3 separate regions of the Homo sapiens genome follow, and regions 1 and 2 are each linked to region 3. The links are chromatin loops, found by intact Hi-C in ENCODE. Cell type or tissue: Calu3. All regions are shown on one strand.

The links. Hi-C counts contacts between places; a loop is a spot of excess contacts. Peaks named below come from ENCODE experiments on the same cell type or tissue, not always from the same donor. Only the 100,000 strongest peaks of a DNase experiment are listed, where the experiment ranks them.
Region 1: it touches region 3 in a loop (4-fold over the local background); 6 of 110 quality-filtered maps call a loop at or near these places.
Region 2: it touches region 3 in a loop (7-fold over the local background); 7 of 110 quality-filtered maps call a loop at or near these places.

Annotation. Positions count from the first base shown.
Region 1 is chr3:18,384,531-18,392,530 of GRCh38, reverse strand. It overlaps SATB1 (SATB homeobox 1), which reads left to right. Exons shown (of 11, transcript NM_002971.6): 8 at 5,920-6,132. Among named protein-coding and RNA genes, the nearest start is that of SATB1, 37 kb to the left of the region's middle. In Calu3, CTCF peaks have their summits at 2,977 and 3,222 (motif pointing right); a DNase peak (open chromatin) is centred at 3,230.
Region 2 is chr3:18,754,687-18,762,686 of GRCh38, reverse strand. No RefSeq gene overlaps it. Among named protein-coding and RNA genes, the nearest start is that of SATB1-AS1, 310 kb to the right of the region's middle. In Calu3, a CTCF peak has its summit at 4,351 (motif pointing right); a DNase peak (open chromatin) is centred at 4,426.
Region 3 is chr3:18,985,651-18,993,650 of GRCh38, reverse strand. All of the region lies in intron 1 of LOC107986066 (a long non-coding RNA gene), which reads right to left. LOC105376978 (a long non-coding RNA gene) reads left to right here and starts at 3,659. Exons shown (of 4, transcript XR_001740610.2): 1 at 3,659-3,740. In Calu3, CTCF peaks have their summits at 4,601 and 4,803 (motif pointing right); no DNase peak of the experiment used is centred here.

The DNA.
Region 1 (8,000 bases), 600 kb after region 3:
TGGTGTCTTAAAAATTGAGCAGTTATTTCTTAAAGCACTAAGTAAGTGTCCTTTATATAGTGAAGAATGCTAAGACAGTAGAACTCAGAGAAGTGAGGATAAAGTTGTCACCCATCATTACAGCTTTTCTCCTTTTGGGTTTATGATGTTACAGCCATTACTATGAGGAGTTGGCCATTTGTTCTGCCTTTGGTCCTTAAAAGGACAAATTCCACAATATCTACAGGATTTGTTACTGGAAGAAAGGCAAAATTTTCTCTTTTATACCATATTAATCTCTTTGAAAAAGGTAATCATCTCTGTGGTTAATATCAAAAACAGTGACTTTTTTTTCTGTGAGAGGAGAATGAAAACTTTACCTTGTATAGCTTGATTGCAGATACCTCCTTATTAATAATAGCCAATTTAGGAAAAAAAGTCATTACCAAAAAAATATTTAGTGCCCTGGATTATGAAGGGTGTTTTAAAGCTTTATATTGATAATTGATACTCTTCAGTCAAAGTAGATATAGGGCCATATTTGAAGATGTTTGACTTAAGAGGAAATTTGTATATATATTTCAATATTAATTCCTTGAGAACTAACTTTTGCACATGCAGGCATGAATTTATTTTCATTGGTCATTCTTAAAAACCACACACACATACATACACAGCTGCATTTATTTTTTAATGATTATGCATTGGTATGACTGGATGTAGTGTGTTGATTTCAAAGTGTATGCATTTCAATAAAAGCAGGTGCAGAGGGTATGGTGTGAGTGTGGAGTATGAAAATACACATGCTAATGCGTATGTATAGACAAGGAGCTCTGCAGAGTTAAATCACACATCACACATTTGTGTGCACCTAGTACAATGTGCAGTTCCAACTCCAACTTTTAAAACATTAAAAAACCAAACACCGCATATTCTCACTCATAGGTGGGAATTGAACAATGAGATCACATGGACACAGGAAGGGGAATATCACACTCTGGGGACTGTTGTGGGGTGGGGGGAGGGGGGAGGGATAGCATTGGGAGATATACCTAATGCTAGATGACGACTTAGTGGGTGCAGCGCACCAGCACGGCACATGTATACATATGTAACTAACCTGCACAATGTGCACATGTACCCTAAAACTTAAAGTATAATAAAAAAAAAATTAATGTAAAATATGTACATACAAATACAAAGTTACATGATAGGGTCAGATGAAGATACTGTTTCTTATAAACGGCATTAAGACCTTAATATGATAGAAAACACTTGTATGAATTGAGGGTTATTTTAGTCATTGAAGCTCTGTATAACTTTAAAACCCTGGGTCTTAGGTTTTAACTATTGAGAATTTTCTTATCATCTTAATAGGGTTCCCTATATTAACACATTACCCTCCCAAGACTTTCGCACATGGGTTTTTTTTTAAGCCTACCTTTTCTGAAAATTTATGGTAAACTTATATAGTTACTTGTTTTAAGGAATTTTTCCCCTTCTGAATTGATGGGCATGGGTTCTTTAATTGCCGTTGAAGATATCAGCTTTTAGCATATGTCATTCATTCAGTTATGCCTACTTGATGTCTTTTTAATGGAAACCTATGGCTAAAAGTAATTGCCAAAGCTTCTAGATTTCTACTTTTCAATTCACTTCTCTATCTTATTGCTATTTAATGGTTCTGATACATGCAAATACATTCCTTAATACCCTTTGATTTTTAAAAGAATAAAATTCAGAGTTTAACTCTGATCCCACTCTGTGGCTTTTTTCCCCTTTTTCTTCCCCCTCCTCTTGTCTTTTGGCACACTTTATTTTCCAGTAAAATAAAGAATGAAGATGGATTATTCAAAACTGATAACAGTAATGGACCATCATGTAATGTTTTATTAAATTTGAGTTCTGTAAATTATGTGGTGGAGAGAAATTTGCCTGCTTAAGTATAACAGAAATTGCTACTGTGTTTCTATAATTCTTCACAGTGTAATTTAAGAAAAGTCCACTATCCATATCACTATTGAATAAAAGGTAAAAAGGTGCTATTACCCCAACAAGACAGCTCTCTGGTTAGCCTGCCAAACGACAGAGATAAATGTGTCTACTTAAAACTTACTTGGCATGAATCCATGGTAGTAGGTGGAGTTTGAAAATAGTCTTTTACCTGGACATAGGATTAAAAATTCACCAAACAACAGAGGCAGGTAGCCTTGAAGAATATTCTATGTATTTTCTTTTTAGGAGGGAGGTTTCATCAAATCATATTTTCTTCCTGAGGGCTTTGAAGTTCCATGAAGCTGATAAAATCTATTTGAATCAGTGATTATGTTCAAAGAGGAGACAAACGGGAGGCCAGACAGCCTTTTTGTTCAGATTGGCAGTCTCTTTCGCTTATCTGCTGTTTTAAAGAATTCATAATTAGCTTTTGGAAATACTGATAATATTTATTGGAGGTTTTTTCTTTCTTTTACAACTACTAATGAATTTTACTTGTAATAACTTGTAAACTGTTTTTGGAATGTAAAAACAGGTTTAGGAATTCAGCAGTAAATTCATTCTTTAGTTGAAAAAATTAGAACTCTGACTTAACCGCTATGTAATGACAATGCAAAACAATTTTGTGTTTTCATAGATACAGCACACATCTAATTATTGGTAAGATGTGAAGTCCCAATGAAAGGCAGCTTCTGATTTTCAATAAAATGAATATTTATGAGGTACTGGTAACTTCCTACATAACATACAAGTTCTCAGGTTCTTTTCAGACACAAGAATGACTAATGATTTTGTTTAATTTAATTCAACAAATTTATTGAGCGCCAATGATTCTTGATACTGATGACATATTTTAGTCCTGATGTTTCAGCATATTCTATGACATAAATAAGGTACATGATGGCCTTTTCATACTATTTTTTAGCATGAAGAATTTTTGGTAAAAGGTCACGCTTACTGTCCACTGTGTGGGCAGTACTACAAATGACCTTGGCAAGTCTGTACTATGTCTTCAATTATAGGATATGGGAACTGGTGGCCACATATATCTTGAATTCAGCATATAAATATGAGTGCAGCTATTCAAGTAACAACAACCTGAACAGGACCAAAACATACATTCCCATATCTGGGATCTGATAGCAGTCATTTTGCATCCAAAATTATTCTAAAGTGACTTTTTTTTTTAAGTAATTATCACTAATCAAAATGTTTTCTGACAATATTTTCAAGCATTTCCACCAGGGGGCACTCCCCTCATTGAAAGCTCTGGGCCAAAAAAAAAAAAAAAAAAACCCAAAGGTTTCTGAAACACCTGAGACTGTCTACACTGGCTGCTTTAAAGCTCTTTGAGTGTTTCAGGGTTTGAAACATCACTTTATACCATCAACATATTTCAGACGAACAAAAAACCTTGTTCCAGTAGAATAATTAAGTGGTAGTAAAATGCTTTGCCCCTAAAAACACTTGTATGCTTAAATAGGAAGTCACACCAACATCAAAATATAGGTAGAGAACTTTTAAAATTTTCTCCCAAGTGACATAACTACCTTCCAATCTCAACCATATGGAAATGACTTAGTCTTATATGTTAGCAAGACTTGAGAAAGAATATTATTTTGTATGTTTTCCTGTATTTGACTTTCTCACTATAGATCTCTGCTGCCTCAGGAAATATTTTTGATAGAAATATGTGATATAGTACTTTGTTATTTGGGATTTTTAAATACCTAATTTCAAGTTTCCCAAATAACATCCTAAATATTTATAACTATGTTTTGCCCTAATCTAATTTTTTTAATTATTAGACAATTAGGAAAAACATCTCAAAAAATGCCACAGAACTTTTCACTGTAGGCCCAACATGAGTGCTAATAACTACTACTAGAATTGACTCATGGGTAACACATCTTGTTCTTAAGTTTCTATCACCTGTTTGTGATTGTTTTCTCCATTGTGGTCTTTATACACATGATCAGTCCATTTAGTAAATACTTATCAAACATTTACATGAGAGACATTGTGCTGGGATGATGAAAGTGAATATTAGATTATTATGCTCAAGGAATTTGTAGCATATTGTGTTTATACTGATGTTTTCATGTATCCATATCTGTGTAGTTGAGAATATATTGCTTTGTCAAGTACATTTTTTAAGACATAACATTTGGTGGAGAGGAGTAAAGAGCAAGGGTTATTTCATTACACCTATTTTCAAACTTTTTTTTTTTGAGACCTGAATGTTTTACTTTCAATATGGCACATCAGAAACACAGTCAAACTAATTAGGTGGCCTTGTGCAAATTAAATAGCTGGATGATTGACTGCCTGTTTGACTGAATTTTAGTTAAATTGACTAGATGTTTTGCTCTTGTGTAGACACAGTTACAGCATTACTCGTTAGTATCCTAAGGACACATGCCCTTCATTCTTCAGTCACATTTCTTAGGGTAAAAACGAAAGTTCAGGTCCAATTTCCAGGCTTTAGCTGTAAGAGACTAAGTGAGAGACAACTTTAAAATGGACTCTGAAGCCCTCTGCACCTGTTAAAAGTTCTTTTTAAATACCAGCTTATAAATCATTTTAAGAAGTATCAGTACTTTTGTATTGTCTGCACCCAACTGTTGCATTTCGGCAACATGGTACATTATCTTTAAATTTGGGAACAAAACCAGGTTTGTACTTCTAACAAACCATGAAAAAAACAAATGTTTTAACCTTGGGGCTTCATTGTTTTGACATGACACGTTACCTTCCTTCCCCCAATATACCTTTAACTGTTTCTGCAGGATATTGGAAAGTAGATTTGCAAATTATATAGAAATCCTGACAAAATTTTATTCTGAAGCTGATACTCTGGCTAAGTGAAGAAACCAAATATGTCTTACTATTCCAAGCATTATTTCATGTACAAGATTAAAGAGAGAAGAGCTGCTTAGCCCTTATAAAATGAACAGAAAATTTTCCAATTCTTTTATTTCATATTGTCTCTTAAATGCAATGGGGAGAACCACCCATTTTTGAAAGAGTTCTTCCAAAAGTTAAAAAAATTAGTTGAAAATTGATGTTCTGTTATTTAGGGGGGAAAGACACCTTAAGAGTTTTCTAATGATTTATAAATTTCTTCTATCACTAACAATTTTTATTCCCCAAGAAATTTGATAATTACAGAATTTGATACTCTTTTCCTTGGCATGCTGTGATGGACTTTCGCAATGTTGAAAATTAGTTAATATATTTCAAATCTTGTCTATGGTTTTTAAAGTTCAAAATTTAAACCTGTTACCCAGTGGTATAATACAGCAAGATAGTATTTAGAATCATTTGTGATAATCAGTGAGGTTCTCTGAAAATGGTAAATTGAAAGGGTCACGTAGTGTCATGTACTTTGATAAGTCAGAGTTTAAGGAATAATTTTAAACATTGCCTGTGAAAATACAGCATAAACCTTAGGTGATGCTTTAGTAATAACCTTTGTTCTAATATGTTAAAATTCATTTTCTGGTATTTTCTTTGAAAGTTCTACTTCTCTAGAAATGGCTTTGTATCTTTACATATTGGGCTGTAGGCATTACACTGCCTTTGTCTAGGCAGCTTGGGAACTATACAGTTCAGTGCTGTTGCATTATAAGGATTTCGTTTATTCTTAACTTCCCTGGATCGTCTCTCTGTGAAAGATTTCATGGCAAGTTAAGCTACTCAAAGGAAGGAGACCAATTAGGCAGTTTCAGTTTATGTTATATGTAAAGCAGATGCTTAATAAAATTAAGAATACAATTGAGGCTCTCTTCTCTACCACTTCAGTTGTAACTAATATATTCCTATGCAGAATTAATGCCTCTGACTGTTCATTTTCTAAACAGAGTGGAGAAGAAAAGGGAAGGATCACTGCTGGCCAGGCAAAGCAAGGCAGCAGGCTCACCCTGTGCCTTTCATTTCTTGCAGGGCTTGCTTTCAGAAATCCTCCGAAAGGAAGAGGACCCCAAGACTGCATCCCAGTCTTTGCTGGTAAACCTTCGGGCTATGCAGAATTTCTTGCAGTTACCGGAAGCTGAAAGAGACCGAATATACCAGGACGAAAGGGAAAGGAGCTTGAATGCTGCCTCGGCCATGGGTCCTGCCCCCCTCATCAGCACACCACCCAGCCGTCCTCCCCAGGTGCGGTCTCCTTTTCCTCCTTGCCCTTCTTTGTTTAGCTTTTTTTTAATGCTTGAGGAAGAATCTCAATAAGAAATTAGATAGATAGATACATAGATTTATATGTTTTTAAATTCGTATAGTTGCTTGAGGAGAATTTGGTCCCAAATCATTAATTCTGATATAAAAACAATAAGCTCCTAATTAGATAGAGGGAAGAAAATTGCTTTGTGTTCCTTCATTCTTTGGGTTATTTGGGGGTGAAAGTAGTCTTTAAATGGGATATTTGTCTCTACTGTTGTTATTAAGTAAAGTATTTTAAACTCAATAGAAAAAGAATAAAGTCAGTTTTTTCCCAACTGGTTTCAGAATCGCCATTTGAATAGTAAATAAATAAAAATAAATAATTTCATTTGTATTTATACTTTCCAGTACGAACTGCAGCTGGTACCAATTACACACCATCTCATTTGTAATCTTTCATAATTAAGTTTAATAAAATCCTTGAAGGCAGCTTTAAATGGGGCTGATAAGGAATTCTATCCATACTCCAAGATACGGGCATGTTTTCTCTTTCTTAAAATTTTTGGACTTTTTAGGAAAGAAAGTTGCCTTCCGGGTAACTTTGGGTATGTGAATCTGTATTGTTTTTTAAACTAAGTTTTAAAAGTAACCTCATAACTGTTATAATTCAGTAAATCAATTTGCATTACAAACCCTTAGATAAAAGTTTGCTAGTTAGTGTATTAGACTCAAAAACCACAAGCAAATATATTATCTTTTTTTTTTTTTCTTTTGAGATGGAGTGCCGCTCTGTCACCCAGGCTGGAGTGCAGTGGCACGATCTTCACTCACTGCAAGCTCTGCCTCCCGGGTTCACGCCATTCTCCTGCCTCAGCCTCCCAAGTAGCTGAGACTACAGGCATCTGCCACCACGCCCAGCTAATTTTTTTGTGTTTTTAGTAGAGACGGGGTTTCACCGTGTTAGTCAGGATGGTCTCCATCTCCTGACCTCATGATCCTCCCACCTCGGCCTCCCAAAGTGCTGGGATTACAGGCCTGAGCCACCGCGCCCGGCTGCAAATGTGTTTTCTTACATGTTTAACTTGTGACATTTACAGCTCTTAAAAATAAGGTCAGTTAAAATTGGATAAAAATTGAACATGGAAGAAAAAGTCGAAATATTCATATGACAATCTCATAGTGAAATTGTATCTCGATTTTACTTCATTCTCATCAATGGTAGAAAGTGGTTATACATTTTCATGTATAGAAATCTAGAAAAAACTCATTCAACACTAAAGAGTGAAAGTACTACGGATACTGCATAAATAAGAAATATTTAGCCACTTGTTGAGTAGCTAAATAAACTGCTTATCATAAGGTTCTGAAACTATTACTTTTTAGAAATGTCACAAAATCCATTTTCACTAGTTTATTTAATGAAAATCAATCTGGTCTTGATGTCTATAGGAACAGACTATAAGGAAATCATTGCTATAATTGTGAATAAAAAAGTCATGCTTCTTTAGGAGAAAAGCATGGCATCTATATACGTATGTACACACCCACCTGCCCACGCACACAAAGTTATTGAATTTGATCTCTAAATGCTTCTATAAAATATTTCCTAAGATAAAGAATGAGGAACTCTTTATGTATAAAAAATATGACTTCTAAGTATGGTTAAAGAGAAAAGATAAACTATGACTTCTAGGAATGATAAAAAAGAAAAAATATACGAAATGAAATAAAATAATTTGGTTTGGTACTTTTTCTGTAGTGTTTAGTGTTAATACACACACTTTTATTAGTTAACTTTGCTCCTGAAGTCACCACTGACAGGGCTCTGAGCAGAGAATTACTTTACTTATCACTTAATCTGCAAT
Region 2 (8,000 bases), 230 kb after region 3:
CTGTTTATCTGAAGTTTAAATTTCACTCTGTGTCCTATGTCCCCTACTCTAATCTGCATACAGCTCTGTGAGAACACAATTCCGACTTCTCTTAATTACCTGAATCCTTTTCACAGGGCCCTTTGAAACTCACTGGTGGACATCATCAAAATCTCCAACATCTTCAACCTCTTCTCACCTATCTTGTTTTTCAAATTGAAACCAGTCTGTCTCCTGAGAACACGGTTCCCCCTGAGCGCATTTCTTTCCCATCCTCTGCATTACCACTAGGCTGGCTGTGAAGCAGGCATCCTCTTTAATCCTTGTTGCCTCCCACTTCCCGACACTACCCAGCCCTGAATCCACTGTCAGCAGATTGTTATTGATCATCTCTTCTTTCCCTATTCATCTATGGGCTCAGGTCCATCCCTTCTTGGTTCTTTGAAGATGTTACTTCCTGACAGAGTGTCATTTTTCCACAAAACGATCCCTATTATAATTCTTAGTGATTTCAATGTCCATGAAGATGATAATTTCAAGTCCTTGCTTTCTAACTTTCTTGAACTCTTCTCCACACTATTTCAGTCATCTCTTCTTGTAGTCAGGCCTTAGACTTTGTTGTTACCAAAAGTTGTAATATCTTCTAAACTCACCTCTCTCTGTTCACTGCTTTCAATCTTCCCTGCTGATACCCCCTAGTACCCCGATTCAGTACTGGCATCTACGCTGCATTGACCCCATGTTTGAAACTGCCTCTTAACCCTACATCCTCACTCCACTATTTATCCTGCTGAAGTTTTGAAGCCAATCATTTGCATCAGTTCTTTGCAAATGCTCTCATCTTCTCTGTTCTCTCGTTGGCCTACTCACGTGAAAAATGCAACTCTGGTCAAATCCAACTCTCCTCTGTTCCTCACCTGCACCTATGAAACTAATGAAGCTGGAAATAAACACAGGACTGCTGACTCGCCTCACTTTCAATTCCTTTTCACTCTCCACAAGAGAGCCCTTCGTGTGGACAGACAATCACACTGCATTTCCCCAGCCCAGTCACCCTCCTGCTTTCCTAGGTCACGATTTTGTACCTTTGCTCTCTTCAAATATCTAACAGTTCCTCCTTTGTTCTCCCTTCCATTTTGTCAAGAAAACAGAGGCAATCAGATGAGAAGTTCCACAAGTTCCCACTCCCACTCCCACCCCCACCACCTACCTCTATCTAGGTCAAGTCACTGCCTTCTTCCCTGTTACTGATGTGATGTCCCCTTAGCCAGGAAAAGCCTCCCTTTCCTTGTGCACTTAATCCCATCTGCCTTTGTCAACTCAAGAAAATTGTTCTAGAAATTTATCATCTTTGTCCAATAACAACTCCTGTCTACAGAATCATCATATATATATTATATATATATAATATATGTTTATCTGAAGTTTAAATTTTATTGTGTGTCCTGTGTCCCCTGTCTTTAGATAAATAGATAGATAGATACAAACCTTCTTCAAACCCACTTTCTACTCCATCCAGTACCTCATTTCTCTCCTTCTCTTTACAGCAAAACAAACATTATCTACACTCATAATCCCCAATTCATCTTCTCACATTCTCTTGGAACACACTCTAGCCAAGTTCATTCTCACCACCTGATAGAAACAAAGCTCTTGTCAGGAATATAAATGACCTCCATGTTCTAAATCCAATGGTCTCATCTCATTTCTTATCTCTCACTTGATCTATCAGCAACATTTGTTACATTTGATCTCTCTATTCTTCTTGAAGCATTTTCTTCCCTTAGCTTCCAACTGATTTTCGTTCTACCTCACTAGCCACAAAGTTTTCCTATCCTTTGGTGGGTCCTCCTCATGTACCCAACCTTGAAATGTTCAGTGCCTCAAAGTTCAGCTCTGCTGAGCTCTTCTCTCATTGCCTTCATGATCTCATCTGACTAGAATCTGATAACTAACAAATTTCTCTCTCCAGCCAGACCGCTCCACTGAAATCCAGAGACACTATTTTCAGGGTCATCTCAGCATTTCTACTGGAATAACTAATAATCTTCTCAACTTTAACATGTTAAAAACTTACTTCCTGGTCAGATCATTATTTTCTCTTAAAAAATCTGCCCCTCCCACACTCTTCTATCCATCTGTTTGCTAAAGCACAATGTTTTGGAGTTATACTTGATTCTTCTTCTCTACACCATACATACACTCAATCAACAAATCTTGTTGACCCCACTTTCAGAATATATCTACAATCCAATCACTTTTTATCAGTTCTACTGCTACCAGTCTGATTCAGTTGTCTTTCACTGTGATGATCGCAATGGTCTCCTAATTAGTCTGCCTACGTCCACACTTGTCCCTTACATTCTATTCTCAATTCAGCAACCAGGGTGATACCACAGAAAGTAAATCTGTGCATGTCAGTCCTCTTCTCAAAACCCTCCAATGCTTCTAGCCTCACTTTTAAAAAAAGCTGAAAGTTCTCACAATGGTCTACAAACAGCATAAAAGCTGCCTTCCCTATTATCTCACTGTTCTCATCTTCTATTAATGCCCCCACCAGCAGCAGCTCATCCCACTCCAGACACATTGGGCTTTTTGCTGTTTCTCTAATATGCCAGCCATCCCCCTGAGTCAGGGATCCCCTGAGTCAGGGATCTACAGTATCATCTGTTTGAAATTTCCTTCCTCTGCATATCGACTAGCTCCCTTGTCTCCTTCCCAAGGCAGTAACATAGTAGGAACTGACTCCTGCCATGCTGTCTATCCTCCTTACCTGGGTTCTTTAGTTTTCACACATCGCCATTTAATATACTGTGCATTTAACTTTCATTTGTTGTCTATCTTCTGACCTTAAAGATGGAATTTTTTTTGTCTGTTCCCTCCACCTGCCAACCACTGATGAATCTCCAGACCCTCACACAGAAAATGTTTTTGCTAATCAACTTCCTTCTCTTGAGCAAGTAGGAAATCAACATTTTCCAGAACCCTCTGGCATTTAGAGTGGAGTTGTGTCTGACTTCTGGTCAATGGAATGTGTGTATAAAATTCATAAATAAGCTACCTCCAGCTTTGGTGCATAAAAAGCTTTCGTGAATGATGCTGTCTCTCCTTCTGCTCAGCATACTTGAAGGCCATTTGTTAAAGACGGTAGCATCTTATGGTAGAAGGAGCATGGTCCCAAATGATCGGCAGTGAGCTAAGGCACAAGTGAGAAACAAATCCTCACCTCAAGCTGCTGATATTTTTAGAATTTTTTAATGAATTAACATATCCCAAATAATATGGCACTCAATAAATATTTATGAATAAATTTAGAATTCTATATTATTTCTAATCTAACTCTCCATATAAGGTATAACATTGTTCCCTAATGTAGTAAACAAAATATAATGAATACATTTTAACCATTAGCTTTTATGTCTTTCTAAGTAGTCAGACCTACAAAGACTTTTGCGATGTATGCTCCTTTGTGCCCTTTGTACTTTTCAGAAACCATTCTCTTCGTCGTGGTTTATTTTCTTTTCTCTTTTCTAGTGTTGTTTTTCTTTGCTCAGTACTGCATTGACTTTTTGATGCTTCACTGTTGGTTCCCATATCTGATCTTATATATGAAAATCTTCACTTCTACCCATTTTTAATTTGCTCTTCTCATTTTTTCTTATTATTTGTTGTATAACCTACACTTCATAGCTGATAATGACAAACCTTGGGGATGATTTAACTGTTACCACAGAATGAGGATATTTTCTGATTTGTAAATTATCTATCATACAATATCTTCTTTTGTAGGTCCTTGGCTTGTCTCAACTCTTTTCATGAATATGCACAATAATAAGCTTTTCAAATTATTTTAGAATTTGAATCTGTTAGATATATAATCACCAAATAAAGGTAATGGAATAATGCAAATAAATTTTCTGTAATTCCTTATTCCCAAAATTTTCTGTGGATTTATCGTATCTGGTGTTGCTATTTATAAGAACTACTGTTATTTGTTTTTAGTATTCCCATATTTAATGGTGGGCTCACACAACCCTTTGAAGACTAGAGGAAATGGTATCCCTTGTGGTAACACTTAGGATTATTTTCAAATAAAACCTTTTTAAAACAAGTTTGATGTAGTCAGAATGTAGAGATAGCCTGGAATTAAAATGTGCGAGGAGTAGGTTTCTTAATGGTTTATTTCAATGGGATGTGAAGTTAGAATTGTTAAGAAATGCAGAATGCTAATTAACCAGAGTTAGAAAACTGGGGATGACAGAAAATATCCTGAAGTGAACTCCTGATTAACCTTCCTTATTGAAAGTTCACAGAGGCAGGTGATCAGATGGTACAAAGCTGTCAGGAGATCATGGCCATTTAGATTCCTGGGGGGTTGTTCCATTTAGTTATTCCACCAACCAGTAGGGGGAGACACAGAATACTCCTTTGCAATCTAAGCTCTAACTAACTCCGTTTCCTGGACCTCATCAGACCTTTCTTTGTCTGTAACAGGTAGAACAAGTTCGTCCAGTCTGACAAAGCTCACTTCTTTTATTGTTTTTGGTTTCTTGAATTACAGTTGATTTTGCATTCAAGTGACTCATTAAAAGGAGGGACTTGTGCGTATTTGGTGGTTTTACAGATACTAGATTTTATCTTTTTTTTGAAATAAATAAATGTGGCCTAAAATTTCTTGGTGAACCTGATTGAAGTTCAGCCATGTAAAGAATTAAACTTCACCCTATCTCCTAATCACTATCTCCAATAATCTTAGCCCAACAGTCAACTTTATAGACGTTACAAAAATAATTCTTACAGACCTAACAGCAATCTATTTTGAAATTTTAAAATGTCTATGATAGGTAAATTCACACCGGTTAGAAGGTCCAAGCTTTGTGTTTTATCTCCCAGGAATCATAGAATTTTGCTTTTATCTATTCATCAGTTCAGTTCTACAGATATCTGGGATCCCTTCTATATGCCAGCCCCAAAGTTAGGTAGTAGGGATAAAGATAGGTCCCAGCACTTGACCTTTGGATAGACAAACATTTAACACACAGTTTCTGAACAGTGTGACCCATGCAACACAAGAAATGTGGAAGAAATGTTGAAGTAACTTAGATAAGGTGAAATTAACTTCACCGGAAGTAGGGCATTGAGGTAGGCTTATAAAAAAGGCTAATACTTAAGCACGGCTTTAAAGAATAAATAAGAAAGAAAGGAAGGATTTCAGTAAAAATGGAAAGAGATGTGAAAAGGCATAAGATGAATAATGTATTTGGGTAATTCTCCTTTGTGTTGCTGGAAGATAGTGTGAAAGGGGGGTTTATGAGATAAAACTGAAGGGGCAGGTATAGGACAAGGGTAGTAGAGAATCATGGACCAGGGTGTGGGGATAGACAACAGAGCGAATCAGGAGGACAGGGCTCTCTTTGTCCAAGTGCTTGTTCAAACTTTGATGCTTATTCAGGCTCTACACTTGACACACCTGCTGACAAGTGTGTCATAAAGGAGACTATGGAAATATAGGTGAAATAAAAAAATCTGTGATCCCATTCCTTCAGAAAGGTTATCTTCACCTATTAGCAGAAGAGTTGTAGATATGAACTACTAGGTAGCACATTTCTCAAATATTAAACGGCATATTCAAAGATCATTTCAACTTCAAATTTATCTTGACACCCAACAATAGTTTTTCTTTCTTCAAGCTTTAATTTTAAAGATTAATTGGTTTATAGAAAGGCCTCAAAAGAATTTCTTGACAAGCAGATCTGTGGGTTCTTTAGATAAAAACAAAGGCAAAACAACCGTGAACGAACACCTATTTTGCTTTTCTCATTTTGATTTCTTTGATTAATAATTTTATCTAATCTTCTAATTTTATAGAACATTGAGTAGAGATGATGACTTTGGGTAACGGAATTCTTACTTGTGTTACATAAAACATATGTGGGTTGTTGCTTTTTAATAAGTCATTTGAAAAAATAAAGATTGGATGTGCCAAAATCCCCAACCAAATCGTACTTAACAGCCCTTTCTAAAAAGAAAATAAAACTCTTAAATGTTTACACAAAACCTAATTACCAGTTTGCAAGCATTTCAGGTGGTTGAAAAAGCATAGGCTTGACTAGGAAGAAGTAGAATAAGTAGACATACTATTTCCAGTAAACAAAGCAGAGGTCAGCAACTTCTGAGGTCATAGTCAAGATAAAGAATGCTTATATATGCTTTGCATAGGTCTCAGGTTTGCTTGTAGAAAAAGGGACAAAACAATAAAAATAAGGGGAATGAAGAAAAGAGGAGAAAGAACAGAGGAAACTGAGGCTAAGAAATAATGAGAAAAAGTAAAGTCATTTGGACCAAAAGGGTTGAGAACCCTGGGGCAAGGGGAAAAAGGACAGGGTAACCTTGAAGGACTAAAGCAAGTCCAGAGTGGCTGGAGCATGGTGAACAGGTACCTTCAGTTTTTTTGCACCTGAAGAAGGTAAGAATTGAGCCACTCAATCTGTTCTTTTCATTTGATTATTTCTTTCTCTATTTACCAAGTAACTCTTAACAATAAAAACAGTACCAATAAAATTGTTTTTGTTTTTCAGTGGAGACATCCTAATCTCAGGTCACATTTACTAATTTCTCCCTAGTTAAAAAAGATGTAAAAGTGACAAGTGAGACAATTCTAAAACATATGCTATTCTAGATGCTAGACTCAGATACTTGATGGAAATATGGGTAGTTTTCATTTGTTCATACCATGTAAGTGGAAGTGGAGAGATTTCCTGGCTCTGAGTGAAGACCACCCTTCTAAGTATCATGTTCTCATCTCTTTTTACTAGCTGTCTGCAGCTCATGCAAAATGTGATAGAAGATTAAAAAACTAGCCCACATATTCCTACAGAAGATAGCTACCGTGAAAATGAAGAAATTGTCCACCCTCTGCAGGATAATTATTAAGGAGACATCATCCAATGAAAAGAAACCCCAACCACCTCTCCACATTCAAGCAATTCCTTTAGAGCCTTTTGTTTTATTCCTGCACATTTTCTCACTCGATCTGAATTCTAGAGCCAACGTGTTTTTTATTCTTTAGTTTTGCTCTTAGTTTGATTTCCACTTCGATGCTTTGGAGTTCCTTACTATTTTGATAAATTTCCAATGGATACTGTCACCTGTGATACCCCTACTGAGTTGAGGCAATTGGCCAAAATCTTTCCAACAGGAGGTGTTTCTCTTTTGGCCATGTCACTCTGTCAATAACTGCTGATGCTCTTGGTCAATGGCTATGGTTAGGAAAGAAGTATAAATCATTTTAGTATTCTATTTGATCTTCTGATCATCCTCAAATTCCTTGCATTACAGTCGTCAGTGCAGAAAAACAAGGCTGGGAGGAATGAAACGAAAAACTTCCTCTCAGAGGAATGTGATGAAGATAACAAGTAAATTTTAAATGATCAGATTAAGGAATTCTATGAGTCTAGAATTGGCAAGCTTAGTTCTTTAAAGGGCCAGATAGCAAGTATTTTCAGCTTTATAGGTCATGCATACAGTCTCTGTTGCAACTACTCAACTCTGCCCTCATCCCATAAAGCATTCATGGACAATACATAAATGAATGAACATCATTGTCTTTCAATAAAACTTTATTTACAAAAACAGGCAGTAGGCCATATTTGGCCTGTGGTCCTGTAGTTTACCAACCCCTACTAAAGTACAAGATACTATTATATTAAATATATTTGACCTGAGGTATCATGAACATGCACTTACAAATTTCGCATTCCAGCAGCCTACAGAAGCAATTTCTGTTGCTCTTGTATACTGCATTGCTCATATTGACTTCATAGAAACCCTAAGGATAGAATGGGCTCATTCTGCAGATAAATCCACAGAGTGGGCTTTTACAATTAGAGAAAAACATTTGTAAAATAGAGAATCAACTAGAACTACTTTTTCTAATCAAATGATGATAATTGTGATTTAAGCTTTATTTAGCCCAAATTTTAGTCTGACTAATTCCCATTGATACCCACGTTGGCATTGAG
Region 3 (8,000 bases):
ACAAATACCTTAATTTCTACGGACCTCAGTCTTCTCAAGCATAAAAGTACCTACTTCATACAGTTGTGGTGTTAATTAAATGAGATAATATTTAGCCCGGTGCCTGGTATGTAGTAAGTACTCAAAAGATATTAGTTACCATTTTTATTGACAAGGACAACTCAATGCAATTAACTTCCCTATGCTGTCCATTATATTAGCCACCAGATGTGGTTATTTATATTTAAATTAATTAACATTAAACTGTAAAAAATCAATTACTTAGTTGCACCAGTTACATTTCAGGGGCTCAATAGCCACATGTGGCTAATGGCTACTGCTGGATTGTGCAGCTATGGAATATTTCCATCATTGTAGAGAGTTCTGTTGGACCATACTGACAATAACATTGCCATCAAACCCTAACAATAATGAAAGAAAAACAGCAAATGCACCACATACTTAAAAACATTCAGTTGTCTGTTCTACTAGGGCTTTAAACTCAAAGAAATCCAAGATACCTAGTTTAAGTGTGTGTCAACCTTTTGAAACAATTATAGCCTTATTTTTTTCCAGTTGTTTTGTTGTTTCTCCCTGCCCCCTTCCCTATTTTAAATATCTTTCTGATGGAGTTACATTCCATATGTAACATTGTTACAGGTGCAAAATTGTTTCTTTTAATTCTGAATGCGGTTGCACATGTGCAGCAACAGCACTGAAGGCCAACACACTATTACTGTGCATCCAGGCCTCTCTCTCACAGTCTGTGGGTCAACAACATTCTTCTTTGCTTGCTAATGCTTTATTGTCTCTTAGTATACATTGGAATAATAATGGTAATTTATGCAGATATTTTGTATGCATAGCAAATAATGAGAAACACCTGCAGAAATTTCCCTCCTTCTCTGAGTTCAGCAACTAATTATATTTTTAAATAATGGCTACCATTGAACACAATTATCCAAATCACTTTAAGTAATGGAATCTTTTTAAGGTGTTTTTGAAAATTTTAGCACAGTTTTTAAACACTCATTTTTATCTAGATGATGGGAGAAAAAAAAGGCTAGTGGGCGGCTTACTCACCCAAAAAGCAGTTTCTGCCAAGAGTAGATCAGTCCGGAATATTCCTCTGGGCCCAGTCTTTGCTCCAGAGGTTATGACCAGCTGATGAAAACCAGGTTTTCCAAAGAGCTTACCTTCTTGATTTTGGTGCCTCGCTCTTCTTCCCTTTCTTCCTTTCTTAATGTAATATAAAAATAATTAGATTGCCTCTAAAAATTCTCTGTTTTAAAAGCACAAATTGCCACATGATTTTCCCTTCTGTCAATTTAATAGTTTGAGTGGGAAAAGCACTGGCTGGCAAGTCAGAAGACCTAGATGTTTTGTCTTCCTAGGTCTCAATTTCCTGTTCCATACATTTGGAAAGCTGAGACAGATAAATTCCTAACACCTTTCTAATGCTAAAATCTGCAACCCCATGACAGCCACAGATCTTTGTATCATAGCACACCAGGAATCAGGTTTAGCAAAGAGAATCTGAAAAATAAAAGTGGTTAACCAAGAGCAAGGCCAATAAAAAATACATATTTTCCTCTCCATATTGAAACTTCAGGTTGTGTTCTTAATTAGAGCAAAGTTCCAGTAACTTGATGTATATATGTGTAATGTGTGTGTGCATATTTACATATGTGTGTACATATCTGGGGATTGGAAGTTAAACCCTCAATACACACACACACACATACACACATACACACATATATATAAATACACATATGTAAATAGAGAGAACAATTTGGAGAATTTACATCTTCCTTTTAGGCACTGTGCCATTGCCAGCATGATGATCAATTTCCCTTCCTAACATTCCTAACCCCCCTTCTATGTGCCTACCAGGAGTTATTGCTCCGTGGAAGGAAAAACCAGCTCGTGCATAAATCATATATTTTTCTGTCAGATTTGGGTTCATTTGGTCAACTGGCATTTATGGAGTGCTCCTTAAAAAATGAATAAGTAGTAAGAATTCCTGACCTCATGGAGTTTACAATCTGGAGATGGAGGTAAGTGTAGTATCAATAAAATTCAAAATAAAACAGATGAAAATAAAATAATGAATAGGAGCTTAGATGAAACAACTGTTCATTTTTACATGGGAAATCAAGAAGAATCTCTTGAAAGAGGTAAATTTGACCAGGACTCTAAAGAACAACAAATAGTGAGCTTGTGCATTCCAGATTTTGGTCTATAGACTAGCACTACTGTATATTGAAGTTTAGCTGATCTAATTGATAAAAGCATAAAGAAGAAAAAGAAGAAAAATGAGATAAATGTGATGATTTTTAAAAACTAAATATAGCTAATGGAAAAGGATGTCTTTTTTTTTTCTTTCTGAGATTATGTTCTACCTGTTCTTTTTTTGCTAAAGTCTCTTTATTAAACAATGGTCAGAATATAAGGTAATCCTCAGGATTTCTTTCACCTTTTTTTGGCAAAATATTAATAAAAAGCTGGCAAATAAGTGTCAGTCTCAAAGCCTGAATATTTGGTTGACATTTTACTGGATCATTAAATTCTGGTTTCCTCTGTGTTACAGTTCCCCTATTTCCTTCTTTGTTTTGCTAACTTCCAAGTGCCTCTGTGATTTCCTAAGAGAATGAAGGAGGAAGGTAAGGAGCCAATTGGCTTTTTAGGTTTTATTTTTCCTGTGCAAGTGAATTACATTGATAATCTCATCAAGAAAGAGAGAAACAGACAAACAGAGAGGGAGAGAGACAGAAGCAGAGACAAAAAGTGAGCAAATGCAAGGAGCAATTAACAGTTTGATGGTACAGATCATATAAAAAAACGAGTTGATGGACATTTTTAATACCCACAAGAGGGTAATCAATCACTACACATTTGTGGAGGAACATCTCCTGGTCATTGTTTCATTTAATCATGTCTTTTTTTTTTTTTTTTTGAGATAGAGCTGAAGTGCAGTGGTATGATCTTGGCTCACTGCAACCTCCGCCTCCCAGGTTCAAGCGATTCTCATGCCTCAGCACGTGCGCATCACCACGCCTGGCTAATTTTTGTATCCTTTCTTTCGGTAGAGACGGGGTGTCACCATGTTGTCCAAGCTGGTCTCGAACTCCAGACCTCAGGTGATCCGCCTGCCTAGGCCTCTCAAAGTGCTGGGATTACAGGCGTGAGCCACTACCCCCAGCCTAGTCTTATACATTTTTAATGAACAAAAGAAAGGGAAAAAGTCCAAGGGAAATAATTATAGTGGATTCCGCATTAAATCCACAGGAAGCTTCAGAGCAGACCTGGGTTGAATCTGACAAAAGGAAATGCATGTGCAAAGGTGCCTCCCAAGCCCAGTCGTGGTAGAAAGTGGCATCAGAGAACCAAAATGGGAAATAACTTTGCTTTTTAAGCTCACTATTTTAAGGGGGGAAAAATCATTCTTAATTTTGGAATCTGCTGAAACTTAAGTTGATGCTAGTCCTATTTCCTTAATACATAACCTTCCTCTCTTATGAGAGCTTTTGATGTGACTCATCTTGCAGGTGAATAGTGAAAAATTAACTGCCTGTGTTTTTATTAACAATAGAAAGGTGTGCACTTCTAAACAAAATGGAGGCTCATGAGCAAAACATGCGGAGCTGCCCTGGCAATGAAGTGAAGAGACTTGTAACTTGGTGCCTGAGCCTGTGCTAAATGAGGGAGGGAACGGAAGGAGTTCATTTGGAATCAGAAGACTAAGTGATATGTTGTCGGTAATTATATTATCGCCATACTCTTGCTTCTTGACGACTAGCTCTCTATCACCCTCCTTCGACACACAGAAATCATGTCCGTTTCCATCCCGAACCTCATTTTCCATGTTAAACTTCCAAATAAATAAACTCTGTGGTGAATGAGAAATATTGTGGCTTGAAAATGGCTTGACAAGTACGAATGCTTTCATTCTTTCAAAAGGATCCTTAAAGTAAAATTGAAAGTTGGCATTTTTATTACTCAGAATTTTGAAGTGTACTGAAACACATCGCATCCGACTTGCGTGGATGGTTGCAATCTTTTGTAGATACAGTCATATGACCTTGGTGCAGATTCTTGTCTCTGTTACTAACGACACTTTACTTTTACATTAAACACAGTCTTAAGAAAAAAAAAATCTACTTAAGGGACATGTCTGTTGCTGTTCTGAACATAGCTTAACACAGACAGAAAGTATTTGTGGGCTGTTTACAGTTGCGGTGTCAGAAGAATGCTCTTTATTTACAGTAATTCGGAGAGTGTAAGATGGTGGCCCCTGGGGAAATCTGACTCAAAATAAATTTCTAAAAGCATATATCAAAGATGCTTGGAAAGATCATCTTAGAGGAGCTGGTTAATTGTAAGATTTTTACCCCCTCTCAGATGATCTTTGAGGATAAAATCTGAAAGGACAAGCATAATCTAGATTTAATTGTACACTTAGGATGTTCCTTTAGGAAATCATTTATATTTTTAATAGTGAAGTTATACATTTATTTCTAAAGCTACAGAGACAGCCTAAACTGCCTTTTTTCCAACATACACTTCAACATATTCAAAAATGTCCCAAAATGTGGACTCTATCCCCTATAGGAGAGTATTTTTCTGATACCACCAGGAAATAAGCATCAGGATGCTTTGCTATTCTTTCACCCCAAACACCAAAACTTACACCTTACTGAAAATAAATCAGAAAGACTTGAGAGTTCTGGGAATGCCTCTAAATACAAGGTGCAAGTAGATTACTACAGTATGCTTGTCAAAATCTGTTTTATAGTCACGAGATTTTTACTTTCCTCCTTTCCTAAATCGCACTATTGAAGCATAGCCACAAGAGGGAACCATTGTTTAAATGTTGGAAGGACTGGGTTGGTTTGAGGCATTCATCCAGCTCAAATCTCTCTTTAATATAAGAACCTGGTCAAAAGGGTTGAACAAAAAAAGTGAAAAAACACATGCAATCATCGATTCGGTTCTTTTAGATAGCTAAACTATTTCTGCTTTTAAACATACAAATAATCAAAGATGTTCCTAGGGCTGTAACCTGGCAACAGAAACCAAAGACCAGAGTCAAACACCTAATAGAAATTCATGTAATAAAGAAAGCACTGGTGAGTTTTTATTTTTCCATTGGTTCTAGCTTGCCTAAGAATGAGGCAAACTTTTTTGATGCAAACAGAAAATATTGAAACATTAGGAAACAAAGACAAATCTAAGCCTTTAAGCTCAAAGTGTTGCCTATCAAATAGCAAATTGTAACAATGATTGGTAACCGGAGAAGGGGAACATATGTTGTAAAGACTTCTTGCTCACTGCGTTGTGAACCAGCACAATTGTGAAATTCAGACTAATGCGATAAAAGACATATAGAATGGCTTCTTTGAGGTTGCACGGCACCAGGCTGGCACAGGTCCAGTTTCTGCACCAACAGAACTGCAAAACAAACTGGAAAATATTTGATGCCAGTAGGGCTTTTATAGGAAAACAGATGACGGCTGAGATTATTAATCCTGACAGTTTCCTGATTTATTAGGACGTGTCATCCTCTCTTTTTGTATAATTTGGCAAATGATCATAGTATTAGACTTAGTGGAGGCAGAGCTAAAGGTTTCCGCCCATCCTTTAACAGTGGCAGCAGGTATAAAGCAATATGGATTGGGTTTAGGCAAGAAGTGGACGAAATGAATTTTCAGTTACATATTGTCATTTGAGGAACACTGAGTGAATTTTCAGTTACATATTGTCATTTGAGGAACACTAAGTTGGTGTTTTTTTTCTTTTTTTTTTAACGACTGTCAACCTAGATACAGCTATGTAACTAAAATGCATTAATTAACTCTGAGAAATATACCTTCTGTTTATTTAATAAATCCAAAGTAAAGGTGACTAAATTTAAAACCCAGGTCTCTAGCAATTAAGAACAAATGTTACTGTTTACCATGCAAGCAATGAGAAACAAAGAAAACAGTCAGAAAATAGTAGTAATCTTTGAAAGCCATTCCTCTAAATTGTTATATGCTACAAAATGAAACACATGGAATTTCTCACTCTGAATCATTCATGCAAAAATCACTAAAACAATCTTGAGTGACTTCATAGTAAATTCAAGAAAGAAAACACTTGATATATTTTATTAGTGATCTCCTTCACAAAGATATTTTTATATTCTATTTTTATAATCCCCTGCATTTAAAATAACTGCAACAGAAATTAAGTCTCAATCAAAGTGTATCACAACTAAAGATATTTCCAATGAAACAATATTATCTCCAATACAGTTTTATCAAACTATAAAAAACTGAACTTAAAATGCTACAATTGAACACTTTTTTTATTAAGAAAAATCATGCCTGCACCTATATTTCAAGACTGACATATTGTGCAATAAACAGCAATCAGTCTAAAGATGCTATATTAAACAAACCAAGTTTTGTTTTGCTAAACTAAGCAAAATTAGTTGAATGCCCTAAGTAATAGTTGCTGGTATTTTTTTCTAAATTATTTCTCCACTTGTTTTTGTGTCTATGCATAAATTAAAAATCTGCTGAAATTTATTATTCATCTGAGATGTAATTAATATGCAAAATTATGCAAATTAAGATGCAATTAGGCTTCAATTCTCTAGTGGAATTTTCCATTATAATTTAATACAAAGTAATAGAGTAATTGGTGTCACGTGTAATTACGGTTACTCACGTGTACTTGCAGACGTGCAAATGATGTGGTATATGTTAGTTATCCTATGCAAATGGATCATGCAATCTCTTAATACTTGGGAATGAAGTAAACAAAGATGGTCTTCAAAAAACGGGTGAGAGGGACCCCTCTTTCTTCTTATGTGCTACCATTTTGAGGAACTATGTGAATAATTGTAACTAATTTCCTTGCAGTTATTTCTAAGAATTTTTAAAGTGGTGTTATGCAGTGCATTGTTTATTACTCTAGAGAAATTATTTCTGGTAAAAAAATGAATCTTTAAACAGAGACCTAATAGTGATTCAGATGCCACATAGGTGCACCCAGGATGACAGCAAGCAAACAAAAACTGTGTCTATCAGGGCAAAGGCTGTTTTTGTATCAGGCTGAAAAGGTCTCTTCTCTAAAAGAAATAACATAGCCAGCTTTGCCAAATAAATCATTTAACAATTTTCTGTTATTTCCTGATTATGAAGTTGACCAATTTGCTTTGCAACCTCTGCAGAAGCCAGACAGTTTGATTTTTAAAACCAAAATTTCTTCCCTCCTAATATGTAAAATTCCAGGAGAATTCAGTGTCATTTCTTTCTGAATGAATAAAGCAATAAGTAAATTGAACTATATAATTCTCTTCGTCAGTAACTCTGCCATTTGGTTCAAGGGACTCATCTGCTAACTACCGTGTTTCTCCTTGTGCCTTTCTAGAGAAATGAAAAGAACGGCTCTCCCATGCGCTTGTCCTGAGCCTGGAGCTGCTGCTTATAATTTCTCCATGAGAAATGATTGCTGCTTGTTTTAAAACACCCATGCTGTGTTGAATCTTGCACAGAAAACATTATGATCTCGACACTTTCCTTCTCATAACTGAAGCACACACTTTAAGACGAGTATTTTATATTCTCAGCTCCAATTAACCTGAAGTGTTTCTCTTCCCTATGTCTCCCCCCACCCCCACACCCTTCACCTGAGTCTATCCTTCTACCCTTTGTAACAGACAGATTTTGTTTTTTCCAGGAGGGGATGTGTGATATACTCTATTATAATTAATAAGTGTGGGCACTGGCAGACAGGAAGGGGCATGATATAAAGTAGTAGATAAGCAGCTTCACGCTTTCTCCACTATATTCCTACTTTCTATCCCTTTTCCTCCACCCACTGTGGATGGTTATTTGAAATAACAGGCATGGATAAGAGAAAAGAAAAGCTACCATTTGTCTCTCAGGCTATACCCTTTTGTAGCCCCACCCATTCATCCATATGTGGCTTTCCCATTCATTCCAGTAATAATACCAATTACTATGCAG